Regions from separate parts of the Mus musculus genome. Here region 1 is linked to region 2. The links are chromatin contacts, found by Hi-C or POLR2A ChIA-PET in ENCODE. All regions are on one chromosome and are shown on one strand. Each heading gives the region's core, a stretch centred on a gene start or an enhancer-like site at or near the end of the contact. The rest is flanking DNA. Distances are from core to core; before and after follow the strand shown. Region 1 holds the start of Zbtb10 (zinc finger and BTB domain containing 10). Region 2 holds the start of Mrps28 (mitochondrial ribosomal protein S28).

Evidence for each region. Hi-C counts contacts between places; a loop is a spot of excess contacts on that map. ChIA-PET counts read pairs that join two places held with the same protein, here RNA polymerase II (POLR2A).
Region 1: a loop to region 2 is called in a map of heart, with 2.0 times the contacts of the local background. The contact joins the promoter of Zbtb10 here to the promoter of Mrps28 in region 2. A Hi-C loop is called at or near these places in 1 of 37 maps with a recorded cell type or tissue (heart). POLR2A ChIA-PET finds 5 or more read pairs at or near these places in 1 of 5 experiments (Patski).

The regions. Positions count from the first base shown.
Region 1 is chr3:9,248,376-9,252,100 of GRCm38, reverse strand. It overlaps Zbtb10 (zinc finger and BTB domain containing 10), which reads right to left and starts at 1,534. Exons shown (of 6, transcript NM_177660.3): 1 at 21-1,534. The coding sequence starts at 971.
Region 2 is chr3:8,921,574-8,925,209 of GRCm38, reverse strand. Mrps28 (mitochondrial ribosomal protein S28) reads left to right here and starts at 1,353. Exons shown (of 3, transcript NM_025434.3): 1 at 1,353-1,623. The coding sequence starts at 1,414. Gm52601 (a long non-coding RNA gene) reads left to right here and starts at 1,638. Exons shown (of 2, transcript XR_003954436.1): 1 at 1,638-1,736; 2 at 2,827-3,636.

The DNA of each region.
Region 1 (3,725 bases), core at 285-2,784, 330 kb before region 2:
AAAGGCAGGATCTACGGTACCTGGGCGTTGGCTTCGTGGAGTTTGTGTTCGGTGGAGACGTGGTGCCTTAGGAGCAGGGTTTTCTTGTAGTTGCGGGTCCCTCGCGAAAGCTCATCATGCCCCACCTGGGTAAGGTCCACGCCGCCCCCATCCTCGGGGATCTTTTGGCACCATCCGCAGAACATAAGGCCGGTATCCTTGGAGTACCGCAGCCAAGGGAAGTCCTTGAGCCAAGAGGTCTGGAAGGAGCACTGGAGCTTCTGCAAGAGGGACTTGGGCCTCGCGAGCGGGAAGTGCTGGACAGTCTCTCCTTCGCCAGCTCCCACACCGCTGCCCTCCGCTTCGTCCCCACCATCGCCGCCCGACCGCCTGCTGCTGCTGCAGCTGCCGCCTTCCGCCCCACTGCCATCGCCCGGGCTCGCCCCCTCCTCCTCGGTGCTGTAGCTCAGGGACGCCCCGTCCTGCATCCACTCCTTCCCCTCCAGCGCGTCCAGCTCCGGATCCACGGCCGCCGGCCCTCGCCCATTGAAATGCCTGAGGGGCCACGCCGAGGTCTCCGGGCGGCCGCGGCTGCTGCCATTGTTGCCGAGACCCCCGCCGCCTCCCCCGCGGAAGGCCAGAGTCCGACGGTTCCTTTCCGCTAGCAGGGGGCCCCCCGCGCCGCCGCCCAGCAAGGAGGGGCCGCCCGTGTCCTGAGGGAGCAGCAGCAACTCCTTGACGTCCTCGGCGGCGGCCGCGCCGGCGGCGGCCTCCGAGTCCTGGGGCTCCAGGCCCTCCAATTCCATTTCCTCGTCGGCCCCGCGCCCATTCGGCTGCTGCGGCGCGGGCGGCGCGGGCAGTCGCGGTTGCGGCTGCGGAGGCCAAGAAGAGGCCTCCCCGCCAGCGTTATTGTTCGTGGGGCCGCCGCCGCCGGTGACCAACCCGCCTCCTCGGAACGCCAGCGTCCTGCGGTTCATCTCACTGAACGACATGGCGCGCGCCGCGGTCACCGCCGCCGCCGCCGCCGCCCGGTGCCTCGGCTCGCGCCCGGGCTCCGGCCGCGTCCCGCGCGCTCGCCGCGGCTCCCCCAACGCTTCGCCCCCGCCCCCGCCCCCGGCGCTGCGCTGCGCCGCTCTGCGCTGCGCTCCCGCCGGCCCGGCCTCACCCTCCCGCCGGCTCGCGCTCGCTCCCGGGCCGCCGCACGCGTCTACTGCCGCCGCCGTCCCAGCCGCGTCCTCTCCACCCGCGCCCCGCCGCGCTCCGGGCAGCGTCCCGCGCGGAGCGGTGGGCGGGCAGCGGAGCGGCGAGCCGGGCGCGTGCGGCCTTCGAAGTTGAGGAGGAGTGCGGTTGCCCCTCCGCTGCCCCGCTTCAGCGCTGCGCGCACACACCGGCCCGCCAACAGATCTCCGTCCTCGGGGGGAGTCGTGTCGCCGCCGCCGGCTGCCGAGGCGCGGACGCGAGAGGCGCGCTAAGCCGCCAGGCTCCGCCACATAGCGAGCCGACAATAAAGCCGGCGGAGCGTTTCCGTCCGACCAGGCCCTGGCGGAGGTCGAATGGCAAATGAACAACGGACCGTGCGCCCACAATGCACCGGGGTAGCAGTAACCGCTGGAGGGGGAGAGGGTGGGGGCCGGCCGGGGGAGGGGGCGGGCTGGGCCGGGCTGGGCTGGGCCGGGGGCGCCCGGGGACCGGGAAAGGGGCCGGCCGCTCGGGCCCGCGGGCGGGGGTGCGGCCACGGGAAGGAAGCGGGCGGGGCACGGGCTGGGGTCTCGGGGCGGGGCCGGCTCGGCCAGGACAAACAGCTGGCGGGTGTCAGGGGCCGGCTCGCCGCGGCGCGCCCGTGCGCACGGTCCCCGGCTCTCGCCACGACTTCACCTGGGACTCCAGGAGTAAGTGCGGTGGGAGCGCGCCCGGCCCTGTCATCTGCCGGGGGAGGGGTGGGTGGCCGTGCCCGAGGAAGTGAACTTATTTTGTTCCTGCACAAAAGACTGGACCAGGCGGTGCCTCCCTCGCGAGGACACCTCCTTGGGCTCCTTGTGTACGCCGGGCAGCACCTCTGGCCCCGGGCGACGATCGTTTCGCAGAAAATGCACCGCCCCGAGTGTCTTATTGCTGTGATGAAATGGAAATTTAAATAAAAGGTCGAACACGTGCGTTCAGTGGGAAGTATTGACATGGGTGTTACATCACCAGCAGCCAATCAGATATCTCCAGTCGTGTTTATACTTCTACAACCACCTTGTGAGTATTACAGTATGTCATAGCGTTATAAATATTAGGCAGGGTTTTCCCCATGAACGGGGAGGAGTCAGCTGCTGCGGGCGCCGCGTGCGGCCGCGAAGGGAGTGCAGCTCCGAAGACAGGGTGTGTAGATGAGAATTAATTTTTAGGATTTTGAGAAAAGCTCTTGGCATCGCGTATGGAATTTAGAGTGATTACATCGGTCTAAGCTGGAAATGAACCTCCCTAAGTTATATTAGTTTACTTTTTTGTTTTTGTTTTTCAGAAAGAGGCCTTGCCAATTAAGAACCCTTAAACTCACCCTCCCCATTAACTATGCTCTATTTGGAAAACATTAGCACGTTTACACTCATTAATTCACAAAGTGAGGTCGATTTATCTGTTATTTATTGGGAGCGATTTTTGAAACAGGGTCAAGGCCAGCCTAGTCTACATTTTAGGTCAGCCAGGGATACACACAAAGATCCTGCCTCAGTATCTCGAGTTCTGGTATTACAGGTGTGAACCACCATGTTGCACAAGCTTAATTTAAAAATTCGTATGTTTGAGCCTATTTCAGGCTTTCTTTCCTGTTTTTTTTCCCCCTGCCTTTCTTAATTTTTTGTTTTGTTTTGTTTTGTTTTTGTTTTTCGAGTCAGGGTTTCTCTGTGTAGCCCTGGCTGTCTTGGAACTCACTCTGTAGACCAGGCTGGCCTCGAACTCAGAAATCCACCTGCCTCTGCCTCCCAAGTGCTGGGATTAAAGGCGTGTGCCACCACACCCGGCTAATTTTCTTTCTTTCTTTCTTTCTTTCTTTCTTTCTTTCTTTCTTTCTTTCTTTCTTTCTTTCTTTCTTTTTTTTTTTTTAAGACTATGTAGCCCTAGCTGTCCTGGAACTCACTAGGCAAGAGTGGCTTTGAACCCACAGACATCCACCCACCTGGAGTTTCCCTTTTGGGGTGGGAGTGGAGTGAAGAGAGCAGTTGATAAATGGTGGTCTCTCATCTTTCAAGTTTTAAAATTCAGATTGATGGCTGTTGTGTCTGAGGACTCAAGAGTTAAGTTCCCAGAGCCTGTGTATGGCGACTGCCTGTGTAAGTGTATGGAGGCTCAGAGCCTGTAATAGCAGCAACAGGGGATTTGCTCAGGTACCAGGCACACATGGTGCACAGACAGACATACCTGCAGGAACAATGCCCATGCACACAAGTTTTTAAAGCACATTTTCTCAGTGTTATAAATTAATATTTGCTAACACTTTTTTTTGAGACAGCATTATTATGTAGCCTGCTGGCCTTGAACTCTCCAGCCTGGGTCTGTCACCATGCCCAACTTACCTCAATGGAACTTTTGATTTGTTTATACAGGTCTCACTCTATGTCCCTGGTTGTCCTAGAAAGCACTGTATAGATGAGGCTACCTGTAATTCACAGCAATCCTGCCTTAGTCCAGGCTAGGATTAAAGGTGAGAGCCCCATGCCCAGTTTCCTTAACACTTCTGATTGAACTAAGCCCAAGACGAGTGT
Region 2 (3,636 bases), core at 104-2,603:
CTTCATTTGTTCTGTTCATCCAGATGGAGGGTTTATCCTGAAGATTGAACCTAGGGCCTTGCCATGCCAGACAAGCACTGGAAGTGATACAGTTTAAGTTTGCAAAGCAGTTCTTTAAACTTGGCACTGCTGAGCAGCTTGCTTTCCCAAGCAGAAAAACCAAATCTGCACGGGGATACTGGATTGCCCAGGATGAAAGTTCCTTACTTGAGACTGCTGAGGGCTCTTAAAGGGAGCTCTACAATTTGCTACACTGTTTCCGAAAGGAACTGAAAGTGGTAGTAGCCATAGAGATTGACATTTTCGACAAGAATCCACTTAAGTGTCAGCAGAAATGAGCGTATGCAGAATGAGATCTCACTTGAAGCGGAATCTACTTTTCAGGCTCCTACTGAATTTGTGAGATACTCCCTACAGTGACTAGTAATGCGGAGTGGTAAGTTATCCACAAAACTATGCATCATTCTAAGGTCAAAATAGACCTGCAGCATTGAGGAAGACTTACACTAAGAGTCAAAGACATAAAAGAGGTTCTGTCCTGGCCCTGGTAGTGACAGTACTTGTAAAGTCCCATCATTCAGGGAGAAGCAGGAGGGTCAGATGATGAGGGTCACCCTCAACTACGCAGTGAGCTCAAGGCCAGTATGGGTTACATGAGACCTCGATAAGGGGAAAAAAGATATTTATGTACAAATGACATAGAAAACTGACACCCGCCCTTGGATTTAGTAATCTGTAGGTTAACATTACATTGATTAGACTAGTGGTCCACTTAAAAGGCAAACACTTTTGCAACTAGGTTCGATTCTTAAGTGGATGGACAAATTCTGGGGATTTACACTGGGGAGAAACAAACAATATCAAGTGTTTGGGTATGGGAGCGTGGAAGTGCTACGCCTGAGCATATTTCTGAAGCTTAATTCACAGGAAATGATGGTAGCTAGCTAGGATAAAACTTCTGTTGGGTTTTGTAATGCATGTGACTGGCAACAGAAGTGGCCAAGGACAGACCTACCATCAGTTTTAGGAACAACTTTGTGCCCATTTGCAAAGGCAATCTCTCCTTCCTTCCTGGAGTTTACAAAACTGGAGGGTGAACACTAAGAATTATTTCAAATCTAAAGCATGACGCATTCGAAAGTGCTGAGTAACGAAGGCACAGGAGGTGCTGGTGAGCATAGGGCTTCCAACTCTAACAGGATAACGAAGGAGACCTCTGAAGACCGTGTAGTACAGCAGCTGTAGCGTCACCCCGTCCCTCAGGAGGCATGCGCTCTCTGGCGTCCGCGGGAGGCAAGCTTTAAACTACCGGACTAGTAGGCTCGCCTGGGATTAAGGCGGTAGGCGGGGCTCTCCTCGGCCCGCCCCCTGACCTGCAAGCGTGCAGAAGAGGTCAGAGGTCGCGCAGGCGTCATGGCGGCGCTGTGTAGGTCCCACGCCGGGACTGCTGGGAGCCGTTTCTTGAGAGCGCTTGTCTTCTCCAAGCCTTTGCGAAATGCAAGCACGGAGAGTGGTTCCGAGAGCGCAACCCACGACTCCTCCGCTCCTCGGGCGCGTTCAGGCGGCTTCGCGAGCGCTCTGGAGCGACACTCGGACTTGCAGCGGAAGGCGGAGCTCCGACTGGTAAGCAGGCCTCGCGGCGCCACGTCCGCACGCCGGGCCGAGCGTGGGGAGGGGCTAAGCCCGGGACGCTGGGAGGAGCCGGCGTGGTGGGGCGGGAGCCCGTCGGTGTTGGGGTGGGGCTCAGGCGGCGACTCCAGGGAGGGGCCAGCGTGGGTTGGGGGTGAATTCTGTCCTTCTTGTCATGGGCTATGCCGGTGACTTAGGGATGAGGAGAGGAGCGACTGGAGCGGCGGGGGTAGCTTTCTACCCTTGACCTGCAGCAGAGCGTGTGATTAATATTTTCTTCCTTTTCCATGGCTTTTACGCTCCTGTGGGTTCTCTCTGCATACCTTTGTGACACATTCTGGGCCAGGTATCCATCGGGTTTGTGGGGCGACCCGTCAGACTTGGAGGAAAACGACTCCAGGTCTTAGCCTTGCCACAAGGCGGCTCGAGGCCTGTCACAAGCATCTTAATTGAATTGACACTTAAAGCTATTGTGAACTGGGCGTATGATTTAAACTGTCAGTGTTTCACTTTCCTTTATTGCAAGTGACCTTTTATTTTAAAAATATAGTTTTTTCCCCCTTTGTGTAAAACATTGTAAAATAATTTAGATACATGAAGTAGTGCAAATACAAAAGGCTGGGATTTTTAAAAATTCTGAGACTCGGGTATACATGAGGTTGGGTTATATAAGAAAAATCTGAATTTCCAGTTTTTGTTCTCTAGTGGGTATTGCTGAACAGTACACATGTAGCTATTTCTCAGGATTGTAGGGTCATCTTAGTTTTGAGTGCCAAAACTTTTCTTTGATCTAGTGATGGGAAGGACCCCAGGACATAGTTTTGAGATTTTTGCCACATGTAGTGGCTTAAAACACAAATTTTTACTTATAGGGCACTAGGAGTTCTTTTAAAATAAGAAAATGAAAATATAAAAAGATAACAAAAACTTAACATATTAGAATTGGACAAAACAAATAGAATTTAAAGAGCTCAAGAGAGGTGGAGGAAATACAGGCACTTGTGCACACACTCAGGAGTCCCATAGAAGCTGGAAGCCGCGACACACTTTAGAGGACCTGGGGTAGGCCTGGTGCAAGCCCTGTGAGTGCTTTCCAGTCTCTGCCAGCTTTGTTCATGTTGATTTAGAGAGCCTTGTTCTCTTGGTGTCTTCCACAACCTTTTGGCTCTTATACCATTCCCATCTCCTCTTCTTTAGGGCTCACACTGAGTGGAGGGATATGATGGAGACATCCCTGTTAGGACAGGATGTTCCACCTCTGAATACTGTCTGGCTGAGGGCGTCTGTATGAGTTCCCAACTGCTGCAGGAGGAAGCTTCTCTGATGATGACTGAGCAAGACACTGATCTATGAGCATACAGAATCGTATTAAGAATAATTTTATTGGTACATTGTTTTTCTTTTTTAAGAACAGTAGTATTTGGATTTACCCGAGGTCCCTCAAGCAGTGTTCGGAATGGGTTTCATAAGTCAAACCAGATATTGGTTGGTTACTCCACAAGCTTTGTAATACCAGCATATCTTGCAGACAGGACACCATTTTAGATCAAAGGGTTTGTGGCTGGGTTGGTGTTTATATTTCTCTTTTAGAAGCCTGTAGACTAACTTTAAAACATAAGGGTGAAGACTTTATTTAGGCACCGGCCACGTTCAGTGTTCTCCATGTTCAATAAGTAGGTGTTGTCTTCAGCAGTGGGCCTTGCTGTCAGTTTGTGGAGAGCAGCCTACAGTTTTGGCAACAGCTTCAGTTGCTTGAGGCTTCTCGTGGATCCCTTTGGCTAGCAGCTCAGTCAGATGTAACACAATCCTGTGACTGGAAGCTTCATTTTGTGACAAGAGATGGCCACATGGGACTCTTGTCTCCCTCATTATTTGTCAACTTCAATTAGGTCACCTTTTCATATATGTGTATGTTTTAGAAAGCTTCTGCTGTATTAGGGTCTGTTCCACATCCTTCAATCTATGGCTGTTTCTTCTATTCCCTTTCCTGGGTAGATCTGTCTGTCC